Linked DNA regions of Mus musculus: all the other regions are linked to region 3. Evidence: chromatin loops called from intact Hi-C (ENCODE). Cell type or tissue: heart. All regions are shown on one strand.

The links. Peaks named below come from ENCODE experiments on the same cell type or tissue, not always from the same donor. Only the 100,000 strongest peaks of a DNase experiment are listed, where the experiment ranks them.
Region 1: it touches region 3 in a loop (8-fold over the local background); 3 of 42 quality-filtered maps call a loop at or near these places.
Region 2: it touches region 3 in a loop (3-fold over the local background); 3 of 42 quality-filtered maps call a loop at or near these places.

Annotation. Positions count from the first base shown.
Region 1 is chr19:29,366,134-29,374,133 of GRCm38, reverse strand. It overlaps Cd274 (CD274 antigen), which reads right to left and starts at 6,696. Exons shown (of 7, transcript NM_021893.3): 1 at 6,628-6,696; 2 at 1,615-1,680; 3 at 235-576. The coding sequence starts at 1,666. It also overlaps a transcript of Plgrkt not described here. In heart, a CTCF peak has its summit at 3,379 (motif pointing right); DNase peaks (open chromatin) are centred at 6,743, 7,323 and 7,763; H3K4me3 peaks cover 1,673 bases; H3K27ac peaks cover 1,076 bases.
Region 2 is chr19:29,522,407-29,530,406 of GRCm38, reverse strand. Ric1 (RAB6A GEF complex partner 1) reads right to left here. Exons shown (of 26, transcript NM_001081319.1): 1 at 7,741-8,000. The coding sequence starts at 7,884. Among named protein-coding and RNA genes, the nearest start is that of Ric1, 4.1 kb to the right of the region's middle. In heart, a CTCF peak has its summit at 4,711 (motif pointing left); a DNase peak (open chromatin) is centred at 7,356; H3K4me3 peaks cover 1,786 bases; H3K27ac peaks cover 1,567 bases.
Region 3 is chr19:29,802,133-29,810,132 of GRCm38, reverse strand. It overlaps 9930021J03Rik (RIKEN cDNA 9930021J03 gene), which reads left to right and starts at 4,124. Exons shown (of 8, transcript NM_172836.3): 1 at 4,124-4,851. The coding sequence starts at 4,259. It overlaps Ranbp6 (RAN binding protein 6), which reads left to right. Exons shown (of 1, transcript NM_177721.4): 1 at 1-2,025. The coding sequence ends at 500. In heart, a CTCF peak has its summit at 4,598; DNase peaks (open chromatin) are centred at 3,532, 4,272 and 4,922; H3K4me3 peaks cover 3,279 bases; H3K27ac peaks cover 2,301 bases.

The DNA.
Region 1 (8,000 bases), 440 kb after region 3:
CAAAGCATGGCTGAGTATTATCTGGTACTGAATCTCAAGTTACTATCAAACACACAGTGCTAGGCTTTTTCACTGGTGAAGTGTGTGAACGAACGAATGAACAAACGAGCGAGAAGAACAGGCTGCTGTTGTTCTGTGAGAAGTGCGTGCGAACTCTCAAGAATGAAGAGCTCTCAACATTAGGGAGCTGTTTTAAATACGGATGAAGCCTTCCCCATCCAGGGTAATTCTTACCATTGACTTTCAGCGTGATTCGCTTGTAGTCCGCACCACCGTAGCTGATTATGCAGCAGTAAACGCCTGCGTCCTGCAGCTTGACGTCTGTGATCTGAAGGGCAGCATTTCCCTTCAAAAGCTGGTCCTTTGGCAGCGAGGCTCTCCCCCTGAAGTTGCTGTGCTGAGGCTTAAGGTCCTCCTCTCCTGCCACAAACTGAATCACTTGCTCATCTTCCTTTTCCCAGTACACCACTAACGCAAGCAGGTCCAGCTCCCGTTCTACAGGGAATCTGCACTCCATCGTGACGTTGCTGCCATACTCCACCACGTACAAGTCCTTTGGAGCCGTGATAGTAAACGCTGAAAAGGAAAGAGGACCAGCCCTCAGAAGACAGAAAACTCCTCCAAACACATCTGAAAACCTGGGTAAAAGGTTACTATCATTTTATTTAGGGAATCACATGAACACTAAAATTCTTCTTTGAAATAACTTCATGGGGCGGGGGTGGGGGGTGGTGGTGGTGATGCAAGCTAGATAATATATTCCCAGTCTTGTTTAAAAGGAACCAATAAATAAAAATATATTATCAGTGGGCCACCTCCCTGGGAATGTTCAGTAGTTATTCATAGGAAACGGATCACCTGTTAGTTCTGTATTACCTGATATTTTTATATTCATCCCCTGGGGGGTGGGGGCGGTTGTTGTTCATTCCTTCATTTGTTTCTGGTGTTGGGATTGCACCTAGGGCTTTTTTTTTACATCAGCCAAGTGTTCTACTACTAAACCACACCCAAAGCTCCAGTATTTTCCTTCATCCTTTCCAAGTAACTTATTTTTTTTGTCTTCACAAATAATTTTATTTATTTTTAAGATTTTATTTATTTATTAAAAATACATACAATATATTTGCCAAGTAACTTATTTATGGCAAAGGAGAATGAGAATGTGTTTGGATAAGCAAGGTATATTCCTTATAATTATCTTAGGGGATGGAGTGATTGCCCAGTAAGTAAACGACTTGCTGTGTAGCCCATGGACCCAAGTTCAAATCCCCAGAGACCAGGTAGAAGCCAGGTGCAGTAGCATGTGCCTACAATCTCAGTGGACTGGGAGGTGGAGACAGGAGAGCCCCCAGGAGGTTCTGAGCTAGCCGAACTACAGGACTCAGCAATGTACAACAAATAAGAGACCTTGTCTCAAACAAGGTAGAAGGTGAGGACTAAGCTCTAGGTTGTCCTATGAACGCTTTATGTGTGCCTAGCAACTGCACATACACACAGACCCCCCTCTACACACACATATACACACACATACACACCCCACAAATTACTTCCATTTTTAATTCATAGCTAAAATATTGAAAATATAGAACCCACTGAAAAGATTTGGTGACTTACCCCGTAGCAAGTGACAGCAGGCTGTGAATATAATGCCAGCAAATATCCTCATGTTTTGGGAACTATCTAGTAACGGGAAACACAGAGAGGTCTGCTTAATTTCAATAGCAGAGCAAGGAGACACTAGTAAATGTGTCCTTCTCATATATACATAAGCCCTAAAAGCCAGTCTGGAAAGAGCAGACGAGCCAGCTGTAACTGAAGCAATTCTGAGGGCTGGCCAACAACCGATTTGCAAGTGTGGAAACACAGCTGAACAGTTCAAAATTCAATGCTTTCATTTTGTAACTCAAAGCCATGTAGAACCAAGTGGAAAGAAGTCAGTATGATGGGATCAGCAGCTTTACATTGAGTTATTAGCCCCCCAGATTGTTAATGTACATTCAAACTCAGCCAAGGACCCCCCCCAGGCCCCCCTCCATATGTATCATGCGTTCTTTCAACATTGAAACGTATTTGAAAGCTAAAACCTGCTTTAGGCAAAGCTTCAAAGCAAAGAGCATCCAATTTTCACTTTCACTTTTCAATGCTTCCTCCCCATTAAAATCTCACCTCTGCCTCGCACCTATTCCACATGATAAATCTTTTCCCCAGTAAAGACAGTACAGTGGTAACAGCTATGGGAAGGAAGGAGACTTCCATCTGGCCCGGTTACTCTAAGGTCTGGATGTCTGAATGCTAGTGTCCCCTCCGCTGAACACTTTCCTAATTCACTCGGCAAACACTGAGTATCTCCTCTGAATCTGGCACTATTTGGGGCACTGCTGAAGCAGCAGGTGGGAAACAGGAGCCATTCTTCCATGAAACCGGTGTCTAAAGGAGTGGGCTCAAAGGTGAGCGCTACATTCCAGCCAGTCTAATAGTTTACATTTTCTGCTTCTGTGTTATTCGCATGTTTACAACGTTCATGGGAGAGTAGGTCTTCCCTTACCGTCTCTCTGACCTGTGTGCTCATTCACAGTCAATCTGAAAGGTGTATAAAGCTGACGAGGACGGCTTCTGCATCCTAGCCTCTGAACTCAGTGAGAAAACTATACATCGGTCAAGAGGAAGACGGATGAGAGTCTCACATAGCTCGAAGGATAATCAATAAAAGCGGAAAGAACGCTCTCGATAAGAAAGTCCATGGAGGATCTGTGATACCATTTGGACCTTCTGCTCTACCAAAATTACAGACTCCTCATAGGTAGCATTAGTGAAGATACAGGGATTTCTTGACCTTTCCTGGAAAGGATGTGAAATTGTATAGCTTCTTAAAGGTCAATTTTGTAATCTCTTAAAACTTTAACTGTGCATGTCGTATGATCTCTCTATTCCTGTCTTGGAAATTCATCTTAGAAAATATAAGTCATATGTAACAGAGATGACACAGCCAACAACAGTCCCAGACTTGAAATACCCCATGTATTAGCTAATAAAACTGTGTATACTCAAAATACCGTGACGGATAACTGTGTATACTCAAAATACCGTGACGGATAGATTTCAGTATATGCACAGGGGATGAGTTTGCAGAGAAGTAGGAAGGAGCTTAGAGGGTAGTATATAAACAAAAATATTCTTGTGTCGTAGAACAACCCCACTTCTCTTGAAGACACTGCCTGACAGTGATTATCTGCAAAGGTAATTGTGGCTTTTATAGGGAAGACAGGTAAGTTCTTACACATTTATACTTAAAAAAAAGTTTTGTTTTTTTTTTTTTTACTTATTTTATGTATGTGAGTACACTGTCACTGTCTCTAGACACACCAGAAGAGGGCATCAGATCCCATTACAGATGGTTGTGAGCCACCATGTGGTTGGTGCAGTTTGAACTCAGTACCTCCGGAAGAGCAGCCAGTGCTCTTAACTGCTGAGCCATCTCTTTAGCCCACATTTATACTTTTTTTAAAGGGAAAGAGATAGAAAAGGAGAGATGAAATAGCAAATTTTTTCTTCATTTTTTTGTGTGTGTGTCCAATTTTCAAATGAGTGAATAATCATTTTACTTATTAGGAAAAATAAATCATTACACCTATCGAATTTCTTGTGAGGGACCCTGAAACGGAGCTCAGACGTTGTCACTGAGGTAGAGTGACCATTTCAGTTTATTTTTATGGTTGGATATTGTTGGTGTTGTTATAAAAACGAATGTAGGCACATTACACACATTCTCCTCTAGGGACCGTTTGGTAATATTGGCTAACATATTTATTTGGTTGCCAAAGCTTGCTTGGGACGAAGGAGAGCTGTTACTGATGTGATGAAATAGAGGCCCGAGATGCTGCCAAGACCCTGCCCTGCCGCCTTCCCCCCCTCCCGCCCCCCGCCCCGCCCCAAGGTGACAGACACTGAGATGGCCTACAGCACCACCAGTGCCAAGCTGGAGAAACGGTGACCACTCTCAGCATGTCTGTCAATAGTTTCTGTTCAGCCATTTTCCTCTACACTTTTAAAGATTGATTTATTTTATGTGTAAGAGTGTTTTGTCTGGGACTGGAGGGATGGCTCAGAGGTTAAGAGCACTGGCTGCTCTTACCAAAGTCCTGAGTTTAATTCCTAGCAACCATATGGTAGCTTACAACCAACCACCTATGAGACCTGGTGCTCTCCTCTGCCCTTCAGGTGTACACGCAGGCAGAACCCCATATAAATAATATAGAAAGAAATCTGTTTTGGGGTTTTGTTTTTGTTTTTTAAGAATGTTTTGCCTGCTTGTACATCTGCTTGCCATATGTGTGCCTAGTACCTCTGAGGTATCTCTCCAGCCCCCGTTGTCTCACACATGTAATAGCCATTTTTAAAATGTAAGATTATGGCATAATTTCCCCAAGTCTTGTATTTAACAGGCCCCTAACACGGAGCGCCTTTGCTGTTATGTGTTGTCCCTTTTTTCAGAGTCACAAATATGTGTGTGCTTGGCCAATGTTTGGGCGAGTACCAGTTGTGTACCAGGTCCAAGTTTAGGCTTGAATTATAGATTTCCCTAAGGAGATCTGCGGATCTAGGGAGAAAGACTATGGCAACTGATACCACTACATCTTTGTGCAGCACAAACATTACTTTTTAGATCCCCCCATTCAATTCTTGAAAAATGCAACTTGATTTGTTTAAATAAATATTTAGCTCTCAATAATTACCTGATTACTTATTTTGACTGTTAAGGTCATAGCCTTCTTGCTGATTATTATGAATCATTGATGTTAGAAAAGGGCAGATGCAACAGCATCTGAGAGACTGGGGGAAGAGGCTAGCCTGGGCTACATAGTGAGACTCTGTCTCAAACAACAACAAGAGCATGAAAATAAAAACAAACAACAACAACAAAACAAAAAATAAACAAACCAAACCAAACCAAGGACATTTACAAAAAGAGCAAAATCAAATGACTCATTATTAATCATATCTCTCCAGTTCATCTGCCCAAGCAGATGAGGCAGGATGACATCCAGGCCTGTGAGGACACAGTGACTGTTGCAATGAGGCCCTGGGAGAAATGGCCAAGCCGAGTACTAGACAGTCACAATGAGGTACATGATATCCACTGAAGACTGTACCTAATTTTTCCTACGTTGATGGCAGACTCAGTTGGAACAGTTATCTATTGCTTATGAGTCTGCTTTAAAGCTTAGTATAAAGTCTGAAAGGTGATGGGTTGGGTCTGATAGTCACCTTCTTCAGTATCATATCCTCCCCTCCCTGGCTCTCAGGGTGCAGGTGTGAGCAGTAGATCAAAAGGGGAAATTCAGGGACCATGTAAATCAGCATGGCCTTTGACCTCTAAACCTGCACCTCTTACATGGGCTAAGAGTCCAGGGTCACCTTCTCCCTCCCTCCGGCAAGAAACTGTAACCTTTCACAAATTCCCAGACAAGAGCTGAGAGCCTTTCACAGAACAGAGTTTAAAGTAAAGAAGTGACGCTCATTCAAGATGGGGAAATAGGTTTGTCCCAGGGGAAGTCCAGATGAAGATCTTGGAACGCCACTTCTTTATCTTCCCATGGGGGGGGGGGGCACGGGGGGGGATGGGGGGGGGAAGAGTGCCTGGGGCGGGGAGGGGAAGCAGATGCAAACTTCCTTTCTCAAAAGAGTGAAAATTTACCCAGTTTTCAAATTCTATCAAATGATCCTGAACCCTGTGCTCAAATCCATCCCTTCTCCATCCCTCCTTAGAGCAGCATATAACCACTATCATGTCTTCCTATCTATGATGCTCAGCTGGGAAAGGTGAATATTTTCCCTGTATAAAGTTCTCCTTAAACACCGCTTGGTCACTATCATCATCAGCTGCGGATACTTTCTGGAATGTATTCTCAGGTTGTTGTTTTTTTTTTTTCTACACAAAGGCCTTTCAGACACTCAAACATAATGAAGTACTTATACATATAAGAGTTTATCTAAATGAAATACCTAGCCATATTCCAGACAGTCACATACACAGATGGTCAGTGGATGACTGAGCTAGTAAGGCACTATTACTAACCTGTGCATTCCTCAGTGGGAGAGTGATGCCCTTTAATAACCCAGCACAATGGAATATAGCAATTAAAAAAAAACTGGCTAAGTAATTCATAGGAAAGCACCTGTAATAATTTATTTTTAAAAAAAGATAGAATATTGTACTTTCACCTCTTATGACAACCCCAACCTAAACTTTAACATAGCCTAGGTCACTGTATCTAAGAACTGTTTGGGACATTTTCTTCCAAAAATCCTTTAGGTTCTCTGGGCAGATAGAATGAAAATCTTAAGCTCCAGCATCCTAGACCTCGACAGAGGAAGGGACCTCCGGAGATGCTTCAAGTGGAAAGACCCAGTCATTGCTAGCAAACAGTCAAGTCGCGCTAGGACCAATTAATTCATCTCTTCTGACCCAGCTACCTACCCACAAGATCCATAAACACACAAAACTGCGGATTCTGAGTTCTTAACTTTCCCAGGAAACCGGTTCCCTTCTCCGTCCTAAAAAGGTCTAGGGATTCTGGCTCTTTAAAGTGCCCTGCAAGCGGATTCCGCGAGAAGATGCTCCCTTACCTGCAGGCGAGGAGACTGGCCCGCGACGTGCAAGTGCAGCCTGGCATGAGGCTTGGGGACCACGATTTCCTGGTCTTATCTCGAGTTCAGAGCCCCGCCCACTCCGCGGAAGCCTTGTCCAACCTCCGCTGTCTGTGAAACCGAAGCCACCCAGTCCCTTTGAGCATGAGTTTATCTCATAGTATTTCCTGCGGATGACTTTAGAGTCAGCTTTGGGATATTCACAGTTTAAGAAAAAACGAAACTAGGCTTCGGTGCGGTGACACACGCCTTAATTCCAGTACTCAGGAGCCAGTGGCAGGTGAGTCTCTGGTCTATAGAGAGAGCTCCAAGACAACCGGGCTGCTACTGAGAGGCTGTCGATAAAAACAAAAACAAACAAACACTATTTAAAAACGAAACTAAAAGTGAAAGTGAAACCTGCATTAGCTTTCTTGTAAATCAGGTTCCCTCAAAGAAACAGTCCAGAGTAAACAACTCAGCTCTATTTTGGGTGGGAGTGGAACCTGAGGTCGGGGGTGGGGGTGGGGGGGAGCGTGTGCTTGGAGATCCACATAGGTTGCCTTCCTCTACAGCTCCCACCTTGATTTTTGAAAGAGGGTCTCTCTTACCTAACCTCGGGCTCGCAGCTGGCCAAACTAGCCGGCCAGCGTGGTCCAGGGATCCCCATCCGCGCCCCTGCTGCCAGGGCTAGGGTCTCAGAAATGGGCCATCACTGCATTTATTATGGGTAATGAGGACCCGAATTTCAAATCTTCAGGCTTGAGCAGTGAGCGCTTTAGAAGCAAAATATCTGAAGTCATAAGATCTCTGACTTAAATTTTATCTTCAGAATCCAGACACTTCAAATTACCATCCGATTCCCCATCTCTTTCAAGCCCTTTCTGGATACGTGGATACGTGACAGTCTTGACATGACTTTACATATAGAGTTATACAACCTATAGAGTTAATATCAAGCAAATGACTCAGTTTTAATTCTAGAAAGTAGGTGTGTCTGTATAATAGGAAATATATTTTTAAATCGTGGATTTGGTGACTTCCTCAAAGTTCCTCGACATAATGAAACCAGTTGTCTTGCCGTTCAAGAACTTCCCATCTCGAACCGTGCCCTTTGTGAACGCTGTGGATCACGGCCAGTCTCGGGATCCAGGTGGGGGAAGTCTATTCTAAATGATGTTGAGAAAGACTTTCTGCGAACTGGAAGTGTGGACTTTTTCCAAGACAAAACCTTGGGAACTCCACAGAGCACTGTCATCTTTAAACATTTCACTGTTGGACTTCAAGGGCCTTCTTCATTCTCTGCTTTCCCCCACTTACTTACTAAAACTACTATTCCAAAGTAGTGCACTGGGTGAATACTGGGGTGTCCG
Region 2 (8,000 bases), 280 kb after region 3:
ATACCCAAAGAAGGAACATCAACAAAAGCTCAAGGGATCCTCAAGCCTATAGAGAAATGGCCTGACTGATACATTCATTATAGGAAACTTTCTAAAAAAAAAAAAAAAAGTAATGTTTAAACAAAAGAGCCCTTTTGCTATGCAACAATCGACTACCAGAGGATCTCAAATGCAACAGTGATTTTTCAGCCTTAACACTATAAGTACCAAATATTTTTGATATTTGTGGTTTCCAAATATTTTCCAATCACATAAGATTCATAGAACCTTGGCCAAATAAGAATAAATTGTACTGATAGTAAAGTACTATTAAACAATAGTGAGGTAACAGCCCACACTATCAAAACCAGAAAAGTAAAAATACACAAAATTCTTTTCCATGAAATAACTTAAGGTAAAGGCAAAGAAACATAATTGGACTAATCTTCCTTTAGACAACAAGAAAAATCTAGGAAAGAATATTTAAAACCCCAAAAGCAAGCTAATGTGGGTAAAAATGAGAAAGTAGCCTTGCTTGAAAAGCAATGATTATCCTATCTCAACCTCTTAAGTAGCCAGAATTTACAGGCTTGTACCGTGTTCAAGACACCCTGGCTAATATGAAATGAGCTAATTTTGCTGCCTAAAAAGCTTTAAATTTAGCTTTAAAAATAAAGCATAAGTGTAAAATTTACAATAAAAGCAGAAGTCCAAGGAAGAAGTGCAATACAGAAAACCCTAAAGATTCCACAACTAAAAATAAGTACACAAAGCCAATAAGGTTACAAGACATAAAAACTAAGCACAAAACCAATGTTTCTTTACACTAAAAACAAACTGAAAAAGAACTTAAGAAAGCAATCCTATTTATAAAAAGCATCCAAAAGTAAACTAGTATATAAGTGTAACTAACCAGGTGACACTGAAACTGTAAGACCCTGAGCATGGCACAAATGCAAAGATATCCCATGTTCATGGACAACGAGCTGACATTGTTTAAATGTGCATACTATCAATATAATCCCTATTAAAATTCCAATGATTTTTTTCATAGACATTTACAGAACAATCTTAAAATTCATAGAGAATCCAAAGGACCAAAGAGTGAACGCAATCAAACAGAAAACAACACTGCATTAATACTACCTGGTTTCTAAGTATAATGTATAGGTACAGCAACCAAGATAGCACACTATTTGGATAGAAGCAAGGCAGAGATCAATGGAACAGAAGAGAACCTTACAGAGACACCAAGCACCCCACCCCAACAACCCCACACACCTCACTGCACCTTTGATAAGGACTCTAAGACTGAACAAAAGGGAAAATGGTCTTTTCAACAAATGGTGCCAGGAAACCTCGATATCCAAATGGAAAGGAAAAGCGCTCATCCACAAGGCCAAGTCAGGGCAACTGGAGACTTAAATTAAACATGGGGCCTGAAACACCCCATTTCATGATGAAAATGGAGGGAAAGCTCCCTGATACTGGTTTTGGTAAATGTTTTGGATGGCACCAAAAGCAAAGAACCAAAGCACAAATGAACCGTGGGAATATGTGAATCTAAAAAGCTCCCAACCAGCAAGGAAAACAGCTGATGACATGAAAAGGCAGCTTGTGCAAAGGGAAATGCACATCAAAGCTGTCATGTCAGATAGTGCTTCTGTACTCGTTAGGATGGATTTCCCCAAGAAGTCAAATGATAAAATGTTGGTAAGGATCTAGAAGAGGGAACTTCTCAAAACTGGTGAGACTGTAATTGATATGGAAAAACCATATGGGGTATTTACAAATTTTTAAAAGAACCATATAGTTTCATAATCCTATAACTTCAGTACCTATCTGCATGTACACTTGAGCATAGATAGAGTATTAGTTCAAACATGTACAAAGGAAAGAATTGAAATCAGTATTTTAAAAGTTATCTGCATGCCTGTATTCACTAAAGCATTACTCCAGTCACCATAACAATCTAAGTGACTGTCAACAGATGGACTGATAAAGGAAATGTGGTGTGTATACAAAGGGATATTATTCGGTCTTTTTTTTTTAAAGGAAATCCGGATACTTAGTACAATAGGAATGAACTTTTAATGAAATAACGTGAAATAATAACCAGACAAAGGATGGCATATACTGCAGAAACTACTACATATGTAAAATCTCAAGAAGTAAAACCCATAAAAACCAAGACTAGAACAGAGATTACCAGAAGTTGGAGTGGAAGGAATGGGGTGATTTGGGTCAAATACAAATACACAGTTTTAAGACTAGTCAATTTTTGTAATTTAATGAAGAGTTTGGAGACTACAGGTAATAGTATTATAACTTGAAATTTGTTCATTATTATTATACAATAGTAATATGTGTGTTGGGTGAGGGTCATGCATGTGCTACAATGTGCGTACATGTGTGTGTGTACGTGTGTGTGTGTGTGTGTAGGTCAGAGGGAGGCCAAAAAGATTTTTTATATGTATGAGTGTGTGCTTCCATGTATGTATATACACCAAATGGGTACCCTATGCCCATAGAGGCCAGAAGAGGGCATGAGCATGTGAACTAAATCTGGCTCCCCTCCCAGAGCAGTTAGGTGCTTTTAACCACTAGGCTATCTCTATAGCCTGAGGTAGATCTTAAGTGTTTTCATCACACATAAAAGAACTATGTGAGGTGGTGGGCATGCTTATTAGCTTGATTATAGCTATCACTACACATGTATATAAAAACATTTTACCATATAAGTTCTACAATTTTTGTCATATATATGCTTCAGTAAAGCAAGAAGGAAAAAACCCCAAAACAGTACTTTATCAATAAATGAACCCTTCCGGTTATGGTAGGTAACGATGACTCATGGAGAAAGACGGGTTGCAACAGAAGCTGAAGGATAGGTACTATACTAATAATCAGACATGAGGCAAGAGAGCCTCCAGGACAGGAGTGGCTCTCATATCAAACCAAGGAGTTTGAACTTTATTCCTTAACAAAAAGCGAACCCTAGAAGACTTTCAGACATGTGGACTTATAAGGAAGGCCTCTAGAGGCAGTAACAGAGCTGAAAAGGTGAAATACAACTATTGGAGAAAAGGAGATGGAAATGAAACAGCCTTCCTGAGGACACAGCTAATTATATACTTACAGCTTGGCTCTTGAGACATCTACCTTACTGTGTTTTCTATGTACACAGTAACAGGGATTTTGCACTATTAGCACACATCAACAGGAATGCAAGTTTCTGCTCAGGATTACTCAAATACATTATTTAGGAGACAGTAATGAATTGCCAATCTCAACTTTCTATTAGCAACCCACAGTGGTAACTCAAAAGACTTTCATTCTCTGGGTGTGATGGTGAGTTCTAGGTCAGCCAGTGATACATAGTGAAACTCTGTCTCAAAAAAAAACCAAAAAAACCCAAAAAAACCAAAAAAACAAAAAACAGAAGGCTTTCATGCATCATAGTAACATACATCATTGGGCAAAATGTTTTCTCTATATAATAAGCCACTTCATTACTTTCATGTGCTGCCTATTTATGCTATCCTTTACAATTAGTATTCAAAAAAACTTGTGAAAGTAATTTAAATATTTCAAAATCAGTGACCTGAAAATTGAGATGAGTACGTATCTAATTCAGAATGAAACCATCCTAAATATTTTAAGGTTCACATATGTAGTCGTTCATAGTTACAGTTAAGGAGTCTATTAAAAGAATATCCACGGTCCTCCTTATACAACAAAACCCAGTTCATGACATGTAATACTCATTTTATGGGGGAGCTCAATGCCCCAGCTGAATTCTACAATTCTCTTAACAGAAATATACCATCCTAACATAGATACTAAATCTTTCTTTCTTTTCTTTTTCTCTTCCCTCTTCCTCCTTCCTTCCAGCCCACCCTCCTTCCTTTTCCTCAACAAAGTCTTAGGCTAGCCCTTATGCTAGCCCAGGCTGGCCTCAAATTCACAGCAGTTCCTGCCTCATCCTCCCAATCTCCCAGTCCTGCTTGGATTACAGGAAGGAGCTACCAACCCATGTTCTAAATATTTTTTTAAAACAGCCACTTAGGCTGTTGTTTAGCTCCAAAAAGTGTGGGTAACACTATTATAGACTCCAGTAGGCTTTTAAATTACTAGTTTGTTTGTTTACTTATTTATTTAGTGTATTTCTGTGTGGCTGTGCAAGCACATAATCATGAAGGAGAGAACAACCTGCAGGAGTGACCCTCTGCTGTTACTATGTGCATCACCAGGGATGGCAGGCAGCACTCTCCCCGCTGAGCCACGTATTTAGGCCTGGCTGGCCCCTGGACTAGGTTTTAGAACTCCGAATTAGAATCACAGTGTCCAAAGGGCAAACCTCTAGTAACACATCACACTGAAAACCAAGCAACAAACCCAATTTAGTGATGAAATGTGCTATTTTAATTATCAAAAAGCAAAGTGGATATCTATAGAAATGTTTGTTCATAAACCAAACAGCATTCACATGTATCTTCCAAATTTGTCTAGAAAATTAGTCTGAACAGATATGACTCTAAAACACTGGAATTTCAAATAGCAATTTAGTACATAATAAAGGTAGCTATAACTGGTTCATAAAAGTTTACTAGAGGGGGCTGGAGAGATGGCTCAGCGGTTAAGAGCACAGACTGCTCTTCCAGAGGTCCTGAGTTCAATTCCCAGCAACCACACGGTGGCTCACAACCATCTGTAATAAGATCTGCTGCCCTCTTCTGGTGTAACCGAAGACAGCTACAGTGCACGCACATAAAATAAATAACTCTTAAAAAAAAAAAAAAAAAAAAAAAAAAAAAGGGGGCTGGTGAGATGGCTCAGTGGGTAAGAGCACCTGACTGCTCTTCTGAAGGTCCAGAGTTCAAATCCCAGCAACCACATGGTGGCTCACAACCATCCCTAACAAGATCTGACTCCCTCTTCTGGTGTGTCTGAAGACAGCTACAGTGTACTTACATATAATAATAAATAAATCTTTAAAAAAAAAAAAAAAAAGTTTACTAGAAGACCCATAAAATGTACTGTTATTTTTAGAGATTTTAGTTTAATGTTCCCATAGTCTAATGGGTAATCAAAATTTCACATACAGCAACTTTTTCGGACAAGCAAATAACCAGTTGAGACTAAATGCACATTTCTTCCTCAAAGCAGGTTTTCTCTTTTAAAACTACCCTTTTCTTATGCATGTTTACTTTATTGAGTACTAACAAAATTTCAAACAAACAAAATCTAATTATTCTTTCTCTTTTGAGTCACTATCGCTGCCTTCAAATGTCCTAATGTAACTTTTTACCACTTCAACTCTGTAAACCCCTTTTGAACTTCACAATAGTCTAAAAATTAAATAAATAAAATCAACATTCATATTCTCAATGAAGGTATTTTAAACCAATTCATTCCAAATTATGGGTATAAGTGATAGCCTCTTTGATTTACCTAGAGGTAGTTTTGCTTTTAATATTTTGAACCTAAACACTGTGTTGTAAAGTTTGGAAATAAGAAAGTTAAAATGAACGTTCTCACAGGATAAGAAAAGCTACAAGCATATATCCCAAGAGAAGGAGACTTGGCAGGTGGAGCCTGGCACCGTTCCCACTCCTCAGCCACATAATCAGACTTTGAATCATCTCATTTAAGCATGATTTTCTAAATCACAAAGCTTGTGCACAGAGTTTCAGGTTAACTCTAAACCTAGAGTGCCCTGTAGGCTCCCTACCATAGTCCAGAAATTGATTTCACTTTATGCCTCTGAACCCATATATTTCCCCGAAATCTACCCTCTGAAAACGTTTTCTTTCCCTGTGTGTGATTGTTTTGTATGTGTGTGAAATTCTAAGTTTCACACACTAGAGATCAGTAGTAACCAAGGTACTTTTGTGAGACTCAGGTGTGTAGAGTGGGAGTTTGAAGGGAATGAACAGAGGATGCATAAGTTCCATAACACTACATCTAACTCCCAAGCCAAACAGATTTTATCCATGTCACAATGTCCACAAGACAACTGAGACTCATTTTAATGTGGGGGTGGGGGTGGGGTGTGTGTGGAGAAGGTAGCCTACAAGCTTCTGGCCTACCATGCTAAACTTACATAAATCAGATTTGTATCCTTAGGGGTTAAAATGATTAAAACGTTAGATTTTAAAAGTGTTACATTCGAACAAAACTACTAAATTTAGGAAACAATGTAAAATTCAACTTCTAATTATGCTCTTCCAAACAACTATTGACTTTAAATAGTTGCACTACATAAAAGTTGTTCAACTGCTCATAAATTGAAAACGGATCTCACTTAGGTACCAACTTACATTTACAACGCACATATTTAAAAATTCAATTCAGCACGGATCTGAGTATCACATTGCTGATGCTGTAATTGTTTAGTAACCTGCGGTTTTCATACCTTTCTGAAAATTAGGTCAGCCAAAACTTAGTGACAAATAGCCTAACTATGTAATAGTAAAAGAGAAACCAATTAAATTGCTTAAATTCTAGCATCGGTTTTACCACAGCTGTGTGTGCGGACAATCAAGGGCATTATCAGCACACCATGGTAATAAGCAGAGATCTAAAGGGTTTAACCAAACCAAAACCAGTGTTTCACATATCTAGCAAGGGCAAGGTCAACCAACCTCTAGTCTCTTTTCAAGACCACCACCACTCTGACATCAATTAGTACTGTCTCTCTGAATGCAGTGTGTGGGGGGGGATCTTAAAACTCAGAATTCTGTAATTTTTACAGATGTCCAGGAGCAACAAAAACCGGACGGGGGCTAGCCCATTCACCCCTTACTTTTTCAAGTTAATTCTCTTATCTACTCGGAACTCAAGGCACGGGAGGAAAAAAAAAAAAAAGCCAGGCTGAAAGCAAAGAATTCTGACCCCATGCTCTTTCTAAGCCTGGAAATAATAATTTCCAGGTGCGGCGCGGACAGACGTGAGCTCCCCGACTCTCCAACCATCCCAGCAGAGCTCTCCAGAGTCCAAGAGCAGCCAAGAAAAGGACTGGAGTCCGTGATGTGTGGGGGAGACCCGGAGCTAAAGTTACCAGATATCTACACTCAAACCCAACAAGTCTTTAAGTTTTCAGAAATCAATTACCACAGGACTGTAAATTCTGACACTTGGTAAAGACCAACAGGCTTTCCGGAACTCCACTAAACAACAACCTTTAAAGCAGGGGTGGGGGGTGGGGGAGCGGGGACGCCACAGCTGCCGGAGTGCTGGGGGACGCTCCAACAGATTGGCTCGGCGGCAATGGGGGCAGAGAGGCAGGCAAGTCTGGGCTCCGCCAGGGAGCTCCAGGCCTGGCGCGCGGCTGTGGGTGCCACGCGGGGACTGGGGTGCAGTGGAGACTGTCCGCGCGCGGCTCCAACTCGAGAGCGAGGGTCGCTCGGGGTAAGTCGGGACCGGCTGGGGTCGCTCGGGGGTAGTTAGTTGGGACGGGACCGCCGTCGCTCCCTCGGAGGGAGTCGGGACTGGCCGGGGTCGCTCGGGGGAAGTCGGGACCGGTCCGGGGTCGCTCGGCGGCAGTCGCGCCAGTTCCAGGGTCACTATAGGGAGGGTGATCAGGATGGTTCTGGGTTCGCCCGGGGTTAGTTGGGACCGGACGGTGGTCGTTCGGAGGGAGTCGGGACGGGGCCAGGGTCGCTCGGGGAGAATCGGGACTAGATCCGGGCCTCTCTGGGGAAGTCGGGACCGGACAGGGGCCGCTCGGGGGAAGTCGGGACGCCGGCGCCTACTTACTCGGCTGTACCAGATGCTGAGGCGGGCCGGGGCCAGCACGGCGAAGAACGCTCTCCGAGGGTCAGACTGGACGTGGAGCGGCGCCTCGGCCGGGCTCCGCGGCGCGCAGAGCAGCCTCTTGGGCCAGCCGCTCAGGAAATACATGGTCCGCGCGCGGCCCCGACAGCCCCCCGGCGGCCCCGGCCGTGTCTGTCACGCTCGGCGGCCCCGGGCCAGGCGCCCACCTCCCACACCGCCACCGGCCGAGTCGGCGGCGGCGA
Region 3 (8,000 bases):
TGGCACAGTTTGGTGGAGATGACTACCGTTCCTTGTGTTCAGAAGCCGTTCCACTCTTGGTAAAAGTTATTAAGTGTGCAAATTCCAAAACCAAAAAGAATGTGATTGCTACAGAGAACTGTATCTCAGCAATCGGAAAGATTCTGAAGTTTAAGCCCAACTGTGTAAATGTGGATGAAGTTCTCCCACACTGGTTATCGTGGCTTCCGCTGCATGAAGATAAAGAAGAAGCTATTCAGACTTTGAATTTTCTCTGTGACCTAATTGAAAGCAACCACCCAGTTGTGATTGGTCCAAATAATTCCAATCTTCCCAAAATCATCAGTATAATCGCAGAAGGAAAAATTAATGAAACTATTAGCCATGAAGACCCCTGTGCCAAACGCCTAGCTAATGTTGTCCGTCAGATACAGACTTCTGAAGAATTGTGGTTGGAATGCACATCTCAACTCGATGATGAGCAGCAGGAAGCTTTACATGAGTTACTCAGTTTTGCTTGAAGCAGTTTAATACCATCTATCATAAAAGTAGCTACAACGTGTCGTGAGTGGATTCATTACAAATGAGAGATATACCATTTCTCTCTGCTAAGCAGTTCATACTTCTATGTTTCTCCAGGATTAGTGTTAAGGTCTCCTGTTTACTTTGCACGTGTCACTTCTTAAACTGTGGTTGTAACCTGTGCTTCCAGTTGTCCTAGAGTTATTTGTCACCTTCCCCCTATTTAGTGTGAAATGTATAAATTGTTATTTGTCTGACCTATTGATGCTGGGCAGACGGTATATTTTGTGCCAAGATGTCTGTGACTGTCACAAGATGCAAAAAAGCTCACAAAGAAAGGGAGACTTCCAGGTTAAACATTTCTGGAATTGAGGGTGAAGAATACAGTGGCAGACTTGTTCTTCCTTGGTAATACTGTGTTTGTTACAGTGAGGGACGGATGCTAGAACTGAGTGTGTCAAGGTATGGCAGTGGTTGTAGGAGTTGTTTTCTACAATATAAGTGAACCTTTTCATATGGTACTCCTGAAAAGTGGTTATAGCATGTCTAAAAACAGTTCCTAAAGTATCCAGCTGAGAGTTATGAGAACTTTTAAATCTCCTTAACCAAACTGGTTTAAAAGAATTTATCTAGAACTGAAACATTCATGGGTGTGGAGGAGGTACTGAGGAGACATTTAACACTGAAAGAATCTGACAGACTAGAACAGTGTAATAAATACTAAATAGTCAGTGTTTGTGGGAGTCAGGTATTGTTACATGTTTTGGCCAAGTATTATTTTGTGTTTGTATGTCATATCCCCGTAACTCCCATTTCAAACATAAAGGGAAACCTTTATTCAGAATGGGGGTTAAATAGAGTTCTATTTTGACAGATTCTACAGAAACAGTGAAACAAAATGTTATCCTTAAACATTAAAAAGAAAAGAGCTTTAAGACTAGTCACATATCAGTGTATGTGTATTACAAAACAGCTATCAATTTATGGTTAATTACATTAAATGGAATGTCTTTAGTGTTGAAGGTTTTTTTTTGTTTGTTTGTTTGTTTTGTTTTTTTTGGGTTTTTTTGGTAGGATAGGAAAAGACTTCTACTTAATGGAACTTCATTCAAAACTTACAAACAAGAATGTCTGTTGTGACTTCCTGAGCCTGTTGTGAGTACTGTGTATGTAACAGACCAAATATGTCCGAACCAGTAAGTGCTCAATAAATTGTCAGTGTTACTACTGTTGATTGTCCTTCTACTGTGTTCTTTTTTATACTTTAAAATTTTTTTACATGGAATTTCCCTCCCCTACTAGGTCTATCTAGGACTACTGCAGACAGGGATATAAAGTCAGGATTATAGATAGCTCAGAATTTGATATATACTATGCTTATAATTGTATTTAAAATAAATAGAAAAATAGCTACCTTGAAGTTTATGTTTTCTCTGGGTGGTGGGACTAAGTGCCAGTTCTTCTCTTATCTATAATTAACCTATGAACAATATGTTTCTTATTAATAAAAGTTTTTTTAAGTCCAAGGACTTGATTTTTTTCTTTCATAATAACTAGGATCAGTTCATGAATAGAGTTAAGGCTCCTTCTAATTATCTGTAGCTCTTTCTATGTCTTAAGAAATCTTTCACCAAGATTCTTTTTTCATTTTCTGTAGTCTTGTAGAAATCTGACAAATGATTTGTAATTGGGCAATTGGAGTTTTGAAGTAAGAGTTCTTAAATTTAAATTTTGTCAAACTTTTCCTGTTAGTTTCCCCATCTGTAAGATAGCCTAATGGGTAGCTTATGTGGTTGTTGTTAGAGTCAAAGAAGATAATGACTACCAAGTGCTTAGTAGCACAAGGTTCAGAAAGTGGAAGCTATTGTGTAAAGTTTTGAAATGGGTCTGGTGGCTAAAAGAGGACATTTTCTTGAGTTTGGTTGGCTTTAGATTTGTGGGCTTTGTCAGAGGAAATGAAGGAAAGGCTAGCCATACAGTTGTCAGTTGCTGAAGTATAACTGCCCCACCTTTTCATCATGAACCGTGGTATGTCTGAGAGAAAACTATAAATTCCAGATAAATACATGCATGTGTATAAGTCTGTGTATATGTGAAGTACTTTAATAACTTGTATTCCTGTTGCACTATTTTACTTACAACTGGTATTTAACTTACTGAGTCCCCACAAGAAAGTTTTACACTATTAAATGTTATCAGTCCTTTAGTAGTTAAAGTCTTTGTTTATAGTCGCAAACCATTTTGAAGGTGAGATAATCTCAACCATTTAGTTATGAATATCATGTTTAAGATGCATTTCTATAGTTTTGGTTTTATGTTTCATTCCAAGTTTCAAGCAAGTTTAAGTCTGAATATTATGTGCATTAGAAAGCTGTGACATCTATTTGGGGTTCATTAATTTCCCCGTCATTTTAAGCAACAAGTAAACTAATGTAGTGAGTCCATATTTTAGTCATTTAAAAATATGTAGCGAGATTTTAAAGCCACACCAGTGACAAGCTGTACAGCTTAGAATAGACATATGGAGACTTTTTAGTGAGATTGCATTCTCTTAAATTCTTAGCCGAACTTAAGATCTCGTGTGTTTTTCGGTTTTTAAAAGTCAATAGAAAACAGGACTCGCTTTCGAGAACTAGAGTTCTACAGGCCACCACTCTTCTTTTGAGGAGCTCTTAATTTTTCTTTCTAAACTTTTCTAAACGCTGGGGTTTTTTTTGTTTTTTTTGTAAAAAACAAAACCCAGTCACAAGGAAGGAGAGGTACAAAGAATATTTTACAACGGAGAGGATTGAATCTTGTTCACTCTCGTTATTCACTTGTGTTAACAAAGGTTATCTAGTAACTGCCTTGAGAAAACTAACAGTAAAATTTTTAGAACTAGTAAGGGTCTCACCAAAAGGAAACTTTCAGTCTATGGTTCACCTTCCAGACTGCGCCAGCGCAGGCGCTCTGTTTCTCCCTCCACCCCACCCCTTACAGACGTCCGCATATTGATGACATCATTAGTCCGCGCCACACCCTGGGCCTCCGAGCCTGTGGGAGAGCCAAGTCCAGGGCTTTCGCGTAGCGGGGCGGGGCCATCCCGTGCTACTACGCATGCGCGCCGGGCATGGCGGAGGCAGCTCTTTCTTCGCCTCTCTCCCCGGCTCTCCCCGGCCGGGGGGGCTGAGTGCCCTCCCCCTTTCCTCCCCGCCCCTCCCCTCCCCTCGCCCCCTCCCGCCCAGCGGGGCTTCTAACTGACAGTCGTCGCCCGGCCCGGTCCGTGCGCCGCCTCCTCCTGCCCGGGTCCCCCCGCAGGTAGACAGGGGCGGGAGGGGGTGTGAGGGAGAGGAGGAGCCGGAGCCGCGGCGGCCCGGGGCTGCGGCCCACTCGGGAAGGAGCCGAGCCCTCTTAGTCCTCGCCCCCTCCCAGCGCCCCGTCGGCCCGGGAGGGGGTGGGGCGCCGAGGCCCCGCGGGCCGGGCCGGGTGTGGAGCGTGCAGCCGGCGCGGGCCGCGCGCCGCCGGGGGGAGGGGAGAGGAGGGCACCTAGCTCTCCTCTCCCCCCTCCCCCGCGCGCCATGTAACCCCGCCCCTCGGGCGCGAGCCTGAGACCCCCGCGCGCGCGGGTCCCCGGCCGGCCGGCGACGGAGGAGAGCAAGGCCCGATGCGGCAGGGGCTGCGCGGCGCCGCGGATCTCTGAGGAAGCGGCCCGCGCTCCCGCGTCCCCCGGTGCCCGGAGCGGCCGCTCCTCTCGACCCAGCCTGGGCCTGCCGGGGGCATGAGCGTGCCGGAGCCACCGGGGGAGATGGAGCGGGCCGCGGAGGAGGAGCGGCCGCCACCGCCGACCGGAGAAGGGAACGAGGAAGAGGTGGTGGTGGCAGCGGCGGCCCGGGCCTCGGGGCTGGTCCGCCGGAGGAGTGCCTCCTCGGTGGACGAGGAGGAGGAAGCGGCGGCGTCGGAGACGACGGTGGTCGCAGGCGGTGGCTGCAAGGAGCAGGAGCTGACCTACGAGCTGCAGCAGGGCTACCGCATCCTGGGCGAGTTCCTGCAGGAGAAGCACCGCGGCCTCACCGCCCCTTTCCTGCAGCCCTTGGGGGGCGTTGCCGCCGGGGAAGAAGAGGTGGCCGAAGGGCGGCGCAGCGGGGGCCGGGGCAGTCGCGTCCCCCCGCAGCAGCCCAGCCAGGGCATGTGTCTGTTGAAGATGGAGGAGAAGTTCTCCAGCGGCCAGTACAGGGGCATCACGGAGTTTGTGGCGGACTTCAGGTTGATGCTGGAGACCTGCTACCGCTTGCACGGTGTCGACCACTGGATCTCCAAACAGGGCCAGAAGCTGGAGATGTTGCTGGAGCAGAAGTTGGCGCTTCTCTCTCGGTAAGTGAGCTCGGGTCCCCGGTGGGACTGACAAACCGACACAAACACACCCACACACGTGTCCGAGAAGGGGCTGGGCCAGGGCCTGGGGGGCGGCGCTGATAGGTGCTGAGTTGGTGCTAGAACCGCGGGAGGAGGAGCGGCCGCGCTGGGCGCGGGACCGGAGGGGTGTGGTGGGCACCCACGCCAAAGCCGAGAAGGTAGCCCTGTCCTAAGAACCCCAAACTCGGATATAACAGGTAGATAAGGTTCAAGACGTAAGACCTACCGGAGAAGGCGAAAGCCTTTTTGTAGGATGGAAGTTGAACCCGCCACTTATAGACAGTTTACAACGGCACGTGGGGCGAGATACCTTTAGAAAAATAATGTTGCTCGTAGGGAATGATAGTCGAGCATACTGTCTGTTTCAACCATTTGGAATTTAAGTGTGATTAAATGTTTCCGTTTCATGAGGAAATTGAATTTTTTTTCAGTGACAAGAAATGAATGCACCAACACAACGTCTTTCATAAGTTTAGACTTGCATGGTGTGGGCCTGTCGGAGACTTTTTCCAGTGCTAGATAGAACAGAGGGTTTCAAGCATGCCAGACAAGCACTCTTGAACCCAGCCTCAAACATTTTTTATTCTACTAGAAATTATAAATAATTCAAATTGTACAGGGCTTTCGGTATACACCATCTATATGATTCCCCCCCTTTTATTACTAAATGAAATAGAGAAGAGAAAATAAGTTAACATAGGACACTGAAGGTGTTTTATACAATAATCAGTATATAGTGAACATGAACCCAGTTAATTTAACTTTTTCAGTAATGGAAAAGTTAAAATATTAGAAATGTTAATTAAAGTAGATTAATTAATTACCAGGATTTTTAATTTTGTGTGTATGAGAGAGTGTATGTGCACTGTGTGGGATGGGGCATGATCATGCAGTGGAAATCAGAAGAAAGTGTCTGGTGGCCGCCAACACTCTACATTTTTTCCTTTGGGAAAACGTGAGATTTGCATATTTTTTTAAGAGACTGGAAGCTAGCAAGCCCCAGCCAGCCTCCAGTCTTCATCTCCTTTGGAGCAGGGGTTACAGGTTGGTTCCATGGTAATAGGATCTGAACTCAAGTCCTCCTGATTGGGCACCAAGGGCTGTTAAGTGCTAAGTCATCTTTCCAGCTCCTGGAATGGGGGTTTGAGTTTTATTACCGGGCTGAGCTTGACTGATTGACTTTTTGACCTGTTTGCTTGTCTATAAAATAGGGTCTATAAAATATTCCCTACTAAAAAGGTTGCTGTGAGGACTAAATGAGGTTTTTTTTAACAAAGTCAATAATATAGGTCATGTAACTCAATGTATTAAGCACAGTAGTGTAATAAAATGAATATTATCTCAGATCTGGACTTGGGCATTGTATGAAATGTGTAAAATCTGTTATTCATTTGTCTTTGGCTTCTCATATACTATTTTAAAATTTATTAATAATTTCACTAAAAGAATAATATAGTAAGTGTTTACTCATTAAAAGGCAGATTCTCTTTAAACAGATTAAAGTTGTTTTTGCTTTCTGCAGTGAAGTAGAATTATTTGGTAATAGGTTAAGTGTTTACAAATTAGCTTTGTAAGTTTAATATTTTTATTTGGTGATTTTTTTTTTTAAACTGTGTTACTCTTTACAGTGTAGTGTAGTGGAAATGGCACATATTTAAAAAGCAGTCCATTCAAATGTCATAAATTGTAAAAACTTTTTTTAAAAGAAGATTTATTTTAACTTGTGGCAGAGGGCTTATATGCATGTGAGTGCAGGTGCCTGTGAAGGCCACAGTTTGTCAGAGTCACTGGAGCTGAAGTTACAGGTGTTTGTGAGCCGCCCGAGGTGAGTGCTAGGAATCAAACGCTGGTCCTCTGGGAGGGAGCAGTATGTGCTCTTAGTCATCTGAGCCACTCTCCAGTCCCACGTGTCATTATTGTTAGATAGCTAAATATACTCCAGACTGATGTCACAGGATTTGAAACACAGAAGGAACCTTAGTGTTCTTGTCATCCACCTAGTTTTACAGATGGCAAAAATAGCACATAGAATGAGACAGGATAGCTCTATGGAAGTTCTAAAGGTTAGCATGTATATACAGCGCAACTATAGATATATTCAAAATTACTGTGTGAATAACAAATCTTTGTCTACAAAATGACAGGTTATTTCTCTTTTGCATAAAAATGTATAAATATTATTCCTAATAGCTTATGCTCAGAAATAGCTCCATGAGGTCTACACTTAGAATTTAAACTAGCAATGTTGTAAAGTTAATAAAAAAAATAGATGTTTCTGATTTATTAGGCCAAAAGAAATAAAAATTCATGCGTTTTAGTAGCAAAAGTAATGTGATAGTCTCAAATAGATAATTTTGAGTCCCTCGTGTTTTTGTGTTTTGTTATTTGATGTATGCAAACACTTTGTAAGTGCTAGACTATATCTGTGGATACTAAAGTTTTTTCTTTTTTATATTAGCTTAAAATCTGAGTCATAACTTAGCAAGTATTTTGAGTGGGCAGAACTGAGTGAAAGCTACAGCTTCTTGGAATATAGGTTGGATTTATCGATGTTCAAGAACAGTATTCTACAGACTTTATGTGATTATGGTTTTCGGAAAAGAGATGACCTTATGAGTATCTTCAAGAGATGTGTGGTATGTTAGTCATTAAACAAGTATCACATGTTATCTAAGTTTTGTCTTCTGACGTATATTTCTTAGACACTGAGTTATTACTTTCAAATGGTAAAAATTACTTTAAGGTTGCTGCATATATGGAGCTGGCAAGAATACTCAGTGGGGAAGTATTGGCTGCCAAGCTTGAGACCCGGATTTGACCCCTGGACTCCTGTGATGGAGTAGAGGAGAGACCTGACTCCTGAGGTCGCCCTCTGTTTGAGCTGCTACATATACTATTGAGCTTTCTGTTGAGCAGTTGGTGAGGTATTAGGTAAAGAGGAGCCACATTATCATTAGTGAGCAGCCTAGTGGTACTGGTATTGTGAACAAGTTAGAGCAGATCTGTTTCATCATCTATCCAGTGACAGTGATGATAAACTAGATTAGTTGATAGTATACATTTTCTGAATTTATTTGATGGGATTGACTTGAAATCTTGGCTTAGTT